Linked DNA regions of Homo sapiens: all the other regions are linked to region 2. The links are chromatin contacts, found by Hi-C in ENCODE. All regions are on one chromosome and are shown on one strand. The core of a region is the stretch at or near the end of the contact, and the rest is flanking DNA. Distances in the headings are between cores, read along the strand shown.

Region 1 (3,481 bases), core at 437-2,936, 2.8 Mb after region 2:
GTATAATTTCTTCAACAGCAAATTTAAGGTGATACTTATGTCCTCTTCCTGGAATATCCTAAAATTAAGAAAATGTAGTGGAGACAAGAAAATATTATAACAACATTATACTTGCATTGTTAGAAGTATGCATCTCATTTGGTTGGAGGGGCTGGCTGAAGGGGAATGGTGAAAGCCTTAGGTCTTGAAAAAGGCATGTCACCATGAATGTAACATCTAATTTAGCAAGTCCCCTATCAAGTTTATTTTGGATGAAAACAAAAGAGTAGGATAAAAGCATACAAATTGGGCACAATTCACTTTCAATCATCAAAAGACTTTATTTAACCCCTGGATCTGTGATCTTAAAGTCTCTACATAAGAAAGTTTGAAACAGCGTTTAATTCTAAAGATGACAATATCACCTTTGAAAAGATTTTTTCATAAAGCTCAGTGTACCCTCCAAATAATGTTCAATGAATGTGAATTTCATTTTGAGGCAGATTACTGCAAAGCAATTGGAGACTTAATACAATTAAGTATTGTTTTTACTTATACATTAGTGAAACTGCAAAATGATTAACAAATTATATAAGACTAAGAAATGGTATTTCACTTTTAAATCAAGATACAGATTGAAAATTTATACCTAATTCTGTTATCTGGTACAGTTTCAAAATAAGATCTACTGTGTCACCTCTAAAAGACTGTTAGCAGTTAAAATTCTGTCAGATAAATAAGGGATAATCTCAAATCCAGTAGATTTTCGTAAAATGAAAACAAACCTCGTTAGTGATTGCTGAGGCCTTAAACATTTAATTCAAGCCTTTAGCAGAGGGTGCACATCATTTAAGGCAGTCATGTGGTAGCGGTGTTTGGGTGGCTAAAGGCCAGCGTCAGCCCACAGTGCTTTTATTCTTTGACTTTGATTGTCAGTTTCTCTTGCTGTTTGTTTCCCCCTTCATTTTGGTCAAAGGGTCTGATAAGGATTTGTCTTAAAATGTAGGCAATAGAGTCTTGGAAGATGGGAGCTTTTGTTGGTCCAGATCAGAGTAGCAGATGAGAAACGTGGCAGCCTTAGTAGTCTTTTGAATGGTTTCTACAGTTTACACTTAAGGAAAGTGCTGCCCCTTACCTAGAGCGTGTTCCCGTTTTCTTGTAACTGTGTGCGTAAAAACTTTGTCTCTGCCTTAAGGTGAAAACAGTCCCGGGCTGTCTCCAGAGACTGGAGTATAGACATTCCCCCAGAAACCTTAATATCTCAAGACCAGATACCAGCAGTGTGTCCTAAAACAGAAGGTGGGTAGGGGGTGGCACGGAGTGTCTGCACCCAAAGGCTGAGACCGCGGGTGAGTGGAGGGAGCGCAATCCTGAAGCCTCTGCTGTCCACCACCCCCTGCTAAACTCACCTCCATGCTGGCTTGTTTGACCTTCTGCACCTCAAACACCCTGTGCGGGGTCCCCTGCTGGTAGTTGATGTAGTTCTGTGCCACCAAGGCCGCCCTGGAGGCTGGGTAGTTGGTCGGCGGGATTTCCATTCCGGATGAGCAGTGACTTCAGGGCTTGGGCTACTCTGGCTTAACGGGACCAGTAGCAGAGCGCCGCCCGTCCTGCTTGCTGCTGGGTCCGGTTGCCGAGGCGGAAAAGTCGCAAGCTCCTTCAGTCAGTCTTCTTCCTCAGCTCCTTCCGACTCCGGAAGCTGCTGTTTGGGCCCAGGCTCCCTGCATCCGAGAGCCCTGGGCTGACTGCTTCTGAGGCCCCGCCCCACTACTGCCTGCAGCGGGCTTCCTTACTCCGCCTGCTGGTTCCTACTGGAGGAGAGGCCAGCATGCTTGTCAGGCACCAGCAGGTGGAGGTGTGGGGAGGGAGTCAGTGGGCTAGGTTCGCTGGGATTGCATCTTTCGTTTCATTAACCTTTATAGAAGTGCAGGGTGGGGCTTTCGCTGATATAGGACATCTCTGAAGACTCTAGTTTCCTGTCCATGGGAAAAAAGTCTGGTTGCTTCGCTTGCATACTGGAGCACAACTTCCTTATACACCGCATGCAGCGTCCCTGGCAGGGCAAGGTACACAGTACTCCAGGTAGTGATTCGATTCCTTCATTTCCCTTCCCCTTATGAGAGTCCAGGAAGAGGCTTGCTCATCCTCAGCTTTTTGTGGGTTTGGACCAGTTCTGCCCAAATCAAAGTATGAGAATCTGCAAACTATAGTATTAAATTGGGAGATTATGTAATTTGGATCAGGAGAAATAAAAAAATGCACCTGTACCCCTCTCCTTTACTAATCTTAAAATGATAAGTTTTGATGTAACGCCATGCTTCCAACTTGAGTCATTTTGAATATTTTACTTCAAGGATTAAAATAAACTTAAAAACTGAACTTATACAAAGCACTCTCTCTGGTATGTGGTCTACCTCATTGCAATGGGCCTATAAACCTGACTTTGTAGAAGTACAGGTTTATCCTTGGTGGTCTTAGGTTAATTGGGCTAGGATAACTTGGAGATTCTACCAAAGTTTGGCCAAGGTCTTCGCTGCCTGGATTGAGACCTTTTTTTCTTTTCTTTTCTTTTTTTTTTTTTTTTTTTTGAGATGGAATTTCACTCTTGTTGCCTAGGCTGGAGTGCAATGGTGCTATCTCGGCTCACTGCAACGTCCGCCTCCTGGGTTCAAGCAGTTCTCCTGCCTCAGCCTCCAGAGTAGCTGGGATTACAGGTGCCCACCACAATGCCCGGCTAGTTTTTTGTATTTTTAGTAGAGACGGGTTTAGGCTAGGCTGGTCTCAAACTCCTGACCTCAGGTGATCCACCCACCTTAGCCTCCCAAAGTGCTGGGATTACAGGCATAAGCCACCATGCCTGGCCAGGACCTTTAACTTGGTAGTAATGCACACACCCAAGACTCTTGAGGTGTATCTCTTTCTGATTATGTAGATTCTGCAGTAAATCTGGATTCTGGACTTTGGCCTCAGTTTCATGCTTATTATTGTCTCCTGGGATTTGGGGGTTCTGATTGACTTTGCCTTTAAATACCATCTGTCTGCTTGCCCATCATCTTGTATCAAATGTCAATGAAACTTTTCTCAGTCTTGTCCGTGTATGAGAAATTTGCTTTGCGAGACACTGTCTTTCACACATGACCTTTTTTTTTTTTTTTTTGGAGACAGAGTTTCGCTCTGTTGCCTAGGCTGCAGTGCAGTGGCGTGATCTCGGCTCACTGCAACCTCCACCTCCCAGGTTCAAGCATTTCTCCTGCCTCAGCCTCCCTAGTATCTGGGACTACAGGTGCACTTCACCACACCTGGCTAATTTTTTTGTATTTTAGTAGAGATGGGGTTTCACCATGTTGAGTTCAGGCAATCCTCCCTCCTCTGCCTCCCAAAGTGTTAGGATTACAGGCATGAGCCACCGTGCCTGGCCTCTCCACGTTTCTTAGTTCAGCATTTGTTAAACCCTGACCCACCCATGGCAATATTTTTGCAAATACAGAATATCAGCCAATTT
Region 2 (3,266 bases), core at 558-3,057:
ACAAAGTCAAATGTTATCTGCAATGTGAAGCCTGACTCCCAAAGGCAGTTACTAACTGGCAACTCTGAACTCTCCTAAAATGTTCATCTTCCTTATTTCTTGAGTGCAGAACTCTGCCTTATTCATTAGAGGCCTTAGAATCCCGTCCCTTAGCTGGTTCAATAATGTTTGAACGAATAAACCCTGTTCCATTCACTAGAAGGCTGGATTCTGGGTACAACGGTAGGGGTAGAAATGGATTAGAAAGTATAGAGCTAGAAACCTAAAACCAACAAGACAAAAGGAAAAATGTGAACCATATGAGCCACACTTTTTAAAAGTGTGCATTTGTGTATTAAGCAAGTGGCATGAATCCCTGGACTCGGTTGTGTTATTTGATGGGTTGCCTCTCCCTGTTAACCGCATAGTGATCATTTGATTGCTCTAATATCATTCATTTTGGCTTTAATATTTCAAAGAAGCTCATTTGGACGAAACAGAAAACTTACCTTGAGTTATCTCCCATACAATGATTTCCAGTAAATTAATGAGCTTCCCTCCAACGTCACACACTCTTTCAAAAGGATAAATAAACCTAACACCATAATAGCTTAAATACACTACCTGAAAGAGTAACGATTCCTCTGGGTTGAGGCTGAAACCGCAAATATTTGTTACAAAAGTCGGCAGATTCAAGGGCCAAAAACAAAACATTGCCCAAAAAGTAACCCGCTGTTTGGCCCACCGAATTGCAAGTAGAAGCATAACCCACATTTTCCCTGGATAACATAGTTAACGCCCAACCATCGACGGCAATGTCCTGAGTGGCGGCCAAGAATTCAAACAAAAAGAACGCCACAGTGAGAGCAATCACGTCGGGTGTTCTGTCATCGGTATTCCCAAGCAAACGGTCCACCTGAGTGGATAAATAGATCATGAAGAGTCCTAGTATATACTGTGTCGGGACAAGCCAAGATTTGCGACGACCGAAGTTCTTAACGTAGACCGCATCAACCAACGGGGCCCAGAGTAATTTGAGACTGAAGGGCCAAAAGACAAAACTGAAGAAAGCTTGGTCTGTATAGCTAACATTTTTGCTTTGCAAAATGAGTGGGATGCTTCCCGCCAAGCCCAGGGGAATACCCTGAAGCACGTAAAGAAAGAGTAGTAGCAAAATGCTGCTTAGTTCGGCCCGGAAGCTCTGTGGGGCTTTTAAGAAGTCGCCAGTGCCGGTATCCCCCAGAAGAGCTTCTCTGTCCCCTTCCCGGCCCGCTGAGTCCAAATGACTGTCATCCCAACCGCCTGGCGGCAGGGGACCGCTCTTCATATCCAGAGAGTGACTGAAATTCCCTGGCCGCCGTTGCCGGCTGCTGTCCTTGTGGGAGATGGTGGGTGACATATCAGAGACGATGCAGAGCCCCGTCTGTGGGGGGCCGAGGCTGAGCGTTTTGGATCCGTCCAGTCCCAGGTCCAAGGCTGTCGCGCTGGACCAGGGTTTCGGTGGTTCACGGGATGGTGGCAGGGCTCAGAGCGATAAGGGCACTTCTTACTGCAGCCCGGAGTGCTGAAGCCGGGAGCCAGTCCTCTGGCTAGAGGCCCAGAGGATGCCTGGATAGGTGCCCCCTGGAACGGCGTCAAAGAGCCTGAAGGAGACCCCCGGGCAGCAGCGCCGGGCTCGAGGCTGGAGGTGTGTGCCGTGGTGCCAGGATGGAAACCAGCTCCTACCTGCGGCGGGATCGAACGGCTGGTCTCCCGACCCAACACCTCCAGCTCTCGCTGCTATCAATGCGGCAGAGAGCACTTTCTCTACAGGACTCCAGAAAAAGCATATAACTTCCTGCCTCGCGCTTCAGGAAGTGGTCCCAGTCTCTAACAGGTCCCTTCCCAGCCTCCAGAGCAAGCCAATCAGGGACACGCTCTCGTGGCCCAGTTCGGAAACAATGCTTGGTGGGAACCTGCAATCTTGGCTGCCGGAACCTTCGGGGAGGATTAACGCCGGCGCACCGTGCGGCCGGGGCGGGGCGCCGCCCAAACTCAGGCCCTGTGACAGCGACTGTGGCGGTCTGGAAAGCGTGGGCCTCGGTCATTGGGCACGAGCGGTCACGTGACAGCGGGTTCCTCCAGGCCAGCGCTGGTGGTTGAGTGATGTAATCACGTGGGGTCTGAAGTCTTCGTGGGTGTAGGTTTCTTCGTTATGCTGACGACAGGCAGTGCCCGAACTCTAGGCTGGGAGTTGTGCCATGCTGCTGCTTTCGTGGGCTGACCAGAAAAGGGTAGAAGGATTGACGTTTACGAAGTTTTTGAATCAGGAGGCAAGGTCGCCTTGTGCCCCCAAAAGGATAGAAAAAGGCCTGGCAAACTGGAGAATCGCGTCCTTACGGTGCCTACATATTTATAGTACGAATTAAACTGCTCAAGGGGTGCTAGGTTTGTCTGCAGTCCGTTTCTCCCTCATGGTGGAAGACGCGTGGGGAAACTTGGTAACCAACTCTAATTACATTGGTGATTGGAAGACTCGTTACATCCTGTTTTTATGTTGCAATAAAACGTCTTGTGGCCGGGCGCGGTGGCTCACGCCTGTAATCCCAGCACTTTGGAAGGCCGAGGCGGGCGGATCACCTGAGATTGGGAGTTCAAGATCAGCCTGACCAACAAGGAGAAACCCGTCTCTACTAAGAGACGTACAGGAATTTGAGAATCTGATTAATTTTTTTTCTGCTCTCTCACCTCTGGCAGAAAGATTATTATTTTTTTTTCTTTTGAGAGGAATCTCACACTGTCGCCTGGGCTGGTGTTCAGTAGGGCCATCTCGGCTCGCTGCAGCCTCCACCTCCCGGGTTCAAGCGATTCTCCTGCCTCAGCCTCCCGAGTAGCTGGGACTACAGGCACGCGCCACCACGCCCGGCTAATTTTTGTATTTTTAGTAGAGACGGGGTTTCACTATGTTGGCCAGGCTGGTCTCGAACTCCTGACCTCGTGATCCGCCTGCCTCGGCCTCCCAAAGTGCTGGGATTACAAACGTAATGGCAGGCTAGGCACAGTGGCTCACGCCTATAATCCCAGAACTTTGGGAGGCCGAGGCGGGTGGATCACGAGGTCAAGAGATTGAGACCATCCTGGCCAACACGGTGAAACCCCGTCTCTACTAAAAATACAAAAAATTAGCTCGGCCTGGTGGCGCGCGCCTGTAGCCCCAGCTACTTGGGAGGCTGAGACAGGAGACTCGCTTGAACCTGGGAGGCGGAGGTTGCAGTGAACCGGGATCGTGCCACTGCAATCCAACCTGG
Region 3 (3,482 bases), core at 696-3,195, 2.9 Mb after region 2:
GATGGTCTCGATCTCTTGACCTCAGGTGATCCACCCACCTCGGCCTCCCAAAGTGCTGGGATTACAGGCGTGAGTCACTGTGCCCGGCCAGTTTTAATATATATACATTTAACCTAATATCTGCAAAATATTATTTCAACATGTAATCAGTATTCAAATTAGGAGGTTATTCTATTTTTCATACAAGTCTTTGAAATCTGGTGTGTATTTTATACGTATTGCACATCTCCTTTCCAACTATCCACATTACAAATGATCAACAGCCACACATGGCTACCTACTGGACAGCAGAGGGAGGGTATTTAAAGTTATGGGAATGGATGAGTGGAAGAGAGCTCAGGAATGGGTCTTGCATCATTGAACATCTAGATTTTGAATAGAAGAGGAGGAGCTGACAAATGAGACAGCAAATGAGATAGGCCAGCAAAGTGGGAGGAACACAAGGCAAGTATGGTGCCAAGGAGGCTAAAAAGGAGTGGCTGTCAATTCCATCAATTGATAGAAGTTGAGTAAGATGACAGAGAAGTGACTAATGTATTTGGAAAGATGGAGTTATTACTCCTCTCGGCAAGACAGTTTTATTAGATCGGGAGCTCCTCCACTGGAGCTGAAGAGAGAATGGACTGTGAAAGTGGAGATATGTATAGACATCTCAAAGGCAGCACCTGATCCTTGACACTCTCTCCTACCTCCTTCTCTCTCTAAATTTTGATCTCTATTGGCGGCCCAAGCTAGAAATCTGGGAGACACTCTCAAGTCTTTCCTCTCTTTCAGATCGCATAGGCTATTATTTACAGTTATTCCCATTTTACCTCCTAAATAATTACTGATTTTCTTCTGTGCCATTCCTGCTTTTTATTGCTAACAGGCCCTCGTCATCTCTAATCGTTACGACTGCAGCATCTTCCTAATAATCCTCACAGTTTTCAGCCTCTAGCTTTGACGCCCTCAAAATTCTGTTAGTAAAGCCTGAGGGCTCCCAGAAAGCGACGATGGTGCTGTGCTGGCAGACCGAATGTTTTTTAAAACACAAAGCTTGCAGTCCTGCTGCTGTGCTCAAAATCCTTGCATGGCTCTTCTTGAAACAGGTTTAGTGTTTCTACTCGAGTTCCTTCTCTGTCGTTCAACACAAACACATACACACCCAGTTCTGTTTCACGCTTTTGTCTTTATTATCCCTCGTAACTGCCCGCCCTGCAACCAACCCGCTCAAACAAGCACCCTGACTGGCGCATTCTTACTCATTCTAGCCTGGGTTTCAACTTCAAGGAGCTTCAGCGCCCCTCACTCCCTTGCCCTGAAAGCTGGCTAAACTACGCACCTTTTCTCCCCTTTTGAAATGACCTTTCCAGATATTTCTATGGAATTCAGTGCCATTTTCTGCCGCTGTTCTCACCACATTCATTCATCATGTTTAGTTTTAAAAGTACCAGATTCTGTCGATTTCTCCAACTGAACTCTGAAATCTTTGAGGTCAGGGAGCTTGCCTCATTCTATTTTGTATTCCCAGTACGTGACACATGGCTGGACACACCAGAAATTGTCCGATCAAGTTTGTGGGTATTAAGAGTGGTCAAAGACGCTGGGGAGGGCAGTGCTGGGAGAAGGGCAGCGCGCGTCTTGGCGACCCCAGCGCAGTTCGAACTACTCCGGAGTCTGGTGTGGAGCCGAGAGGGAGCCCCGCACTTTTCTCCCCGCGGAGCTGCGCTGAGTCTGAAATAGGTGTACGCGTCAGCGGGGCAGGAAACGGAAAGACAGTGCAGTAATTGGTGGAAAGCTGGAAGTGGGCACCTCGAGGGCCTCAGCCCCACGAACACAGTCACCCAGGAAAAGCGAACCGCGCCAGGCCCTGTCATCGACCGCTGGGTCCGTCCTCCCAGCGCTCGCGGCCGCTCACATGGGCGTGGCCCTGCGTGACCTGCCGGGGCGTCACGTGAGCTCCCGGAGTCATGTGACCGCCGTCTTGACAGTGTTCCACGGGCGCTGCTTCCTGCCTGGGTTTGGAGTTGTCACCACTTTCCCCTCTCCGTCTCCTGCGGGCGCAATGGAGGAGGAGGATGAGGAAGCGCGGGCGCTCCTGGCAGGCGGCCCTGACGAGGCCGACAGAGGTGCCCCGGCCGCCCCTGGAGCCCTGCCGGCCCTCTGCGACCCCAGTCGCCTGGCGCACCGGCTTTTGGTGCTGTTACTGATGTGCTTCCTTGGCTTTGGTGAGCCGGCCGGGTGGGTTGGGGCTGATCTTTAAGGAATTCCCGACTTTCTCTTCGAGGTAGATCGTCATCGTGGTCACTGGTGCCACGGGGCCTCAGCGCAGCTTCTGTCTTAAGCTCCTGGGCCTCCTTATTTTCCCCTTTGCGATCGATTCCAGCCACACCTGTGGATGTTGCTAGTTACTCCGCGTCCGGAACGTGGAGGTCGAGGGACTGAGCTGGGCGAGTTTTGTGGCACTCCTTTGCTCTTCAGTAAGTCCCAGGGGCTAGCGACTCGCCCTAGAGGCGATAGATATGAAGGTAACTCCAGATTTTCAAGGTTCCTCTTTTGGCACACGTGGTCGGAGGAAATTCAGAAAGCTTTAACTGTTCCTAAACAACTTTTGTTTGTTTGGTTTTAGGTGAGACAGGGGCTTGCTCTGTCACCCAGCCCGGAGTGCAGTGTTGTGAAAGTGGCTTACTGCAGCCTCCACCTCCTGGGTTCAAGCAATCCTCCCGCCTCAGCCTCCCGAGTAGCTGGGACCACAGATGGGGCGCCACCACACCCGGCTTTATTATTATTATTATTTTTAGACACAGGGTCTTACAATGTTGTCCAGCTTTTAAAAAACGTGAATGATTTCGTCGGCAGTCTTCTATATATTTTTCACCCTCTTTGAGAAAATGTATGAGTGTGTCTTGCTGATAGCTTCAGTGAATAGATATTGTTCTCTTAATCTTCCACTCTGCCACTGTGAAGCAATCATATTGGACGGGACTTGTGGTAGTCTTGACAGTGGTTGGTTTCTCTTATGAAATCTGATGTCTCCGAAAACAGTTTCTTGATAATTAGAAAAAAATTTTCCTTCCTATGTTACAGTTTTTAATTTATTAAGCAAAATTCTAATATTAATTTGGTATGAATGTGTTTTTCAGGAGGCTAGCTGGAGCCCGTGTAATCAGCAGGTTTAAGAACATTATGGTGGATAACTATTCTAGCGCTGAACATATAAGTAGACATGAAGGATGCTTTGGGCTTTGGTTTCCTTGCAACTCCTTTTTCCCCCCTCCCCTGTTTTTTAAAAGATGATGCCCATCCATTAGCTTTAAAGCAGGACGTTGAATCCTTAAAAGAGATTAAAGCAGGGTTTAGAAACAACCACCACCACAACAAAGAAAGAACAACAATAAAACATTAAAAAAAATGGTCCCCACTCAAGCAGACAGACAGTTTTTGGTAAATTCTGGTTATCTGCCTAGAATTCAGAAGCCAGATTCATTCCTTTCTAATGACAG

What was found. A loop is a pair of places that touch in the nucleus more often than their neighbours do. Pooled maps may share reads with other maps.
Region 1: a loop to region 2 is called in a pooled map, with 6 times the contacts of the local background. The contact joins the promoter of LXN here to the promoter of SLC33A1 in region 2. A Hi-C loop is called at or near these places in 6 of 50 pooled maps.
Region 3: a loop to region 2 is called in a map of B cell, with 14 times the contacts of the local background. The contact joins the promoter of MFSD1 here to the promoter of SLC33A1 in region 2. A Hi-C loop is called at or near these places in 2 of 168 maps with a recorded cell type or tissue (B cell and naive thymus-derived CD4-positive, alpha-beta T cell) and 10 of 50 pooled maps.

What each region holds. Positions count from the first base shown.
Region 1 is chr3:158,670,962-158,674,442 of GRCh38, forward strand. It overlaps LXN (latexin), which reads right to left and starts at 1,687. Exons shown (of 6, transcript NM_020169.4): 1 at 1,389-1,687; 2 at 1-58. The coding sequence starts at 1,517. All of the region lies in intron 13 of GFM1 (G elongation factor mitochondrial 1), which reads left to right. RefSeq lists enhancers at 904-1,496, 1,011-1,070, 1,497-2,089, 1,511-1,560, 1,871-2,060.
Region 2 is chr3:155,852,620-155,855,885 of GRCh38, forward strand. SLC33A1 (solute carrier family 33 member 1) reads right to left here and starts at 1,808. Exons shown (of 6, transcript NM_004733.4): 1 at 604-1,808. The coding sequence starts at 1,378. LOC105374174 (a long non-coding RNA gene) reads left to right here and starts at 2,134. Exons shown (of 3, transcript XR_924607.4): 1 at 2,134-2,459. RefSeq lists enhancers at 1,396-1,465, 1,836-2,395.
Region 3 is chr3:158,800,109-158,803,590 of GRCh38, forward strand. MFSD1 (major facilitator superfamily domain containing 1) reads left to right here and starts at 1,946. Exons shown (of 16, transcript NM_022736.4): 1 at 1,946-2,207. The coding sequence starts at 2,045.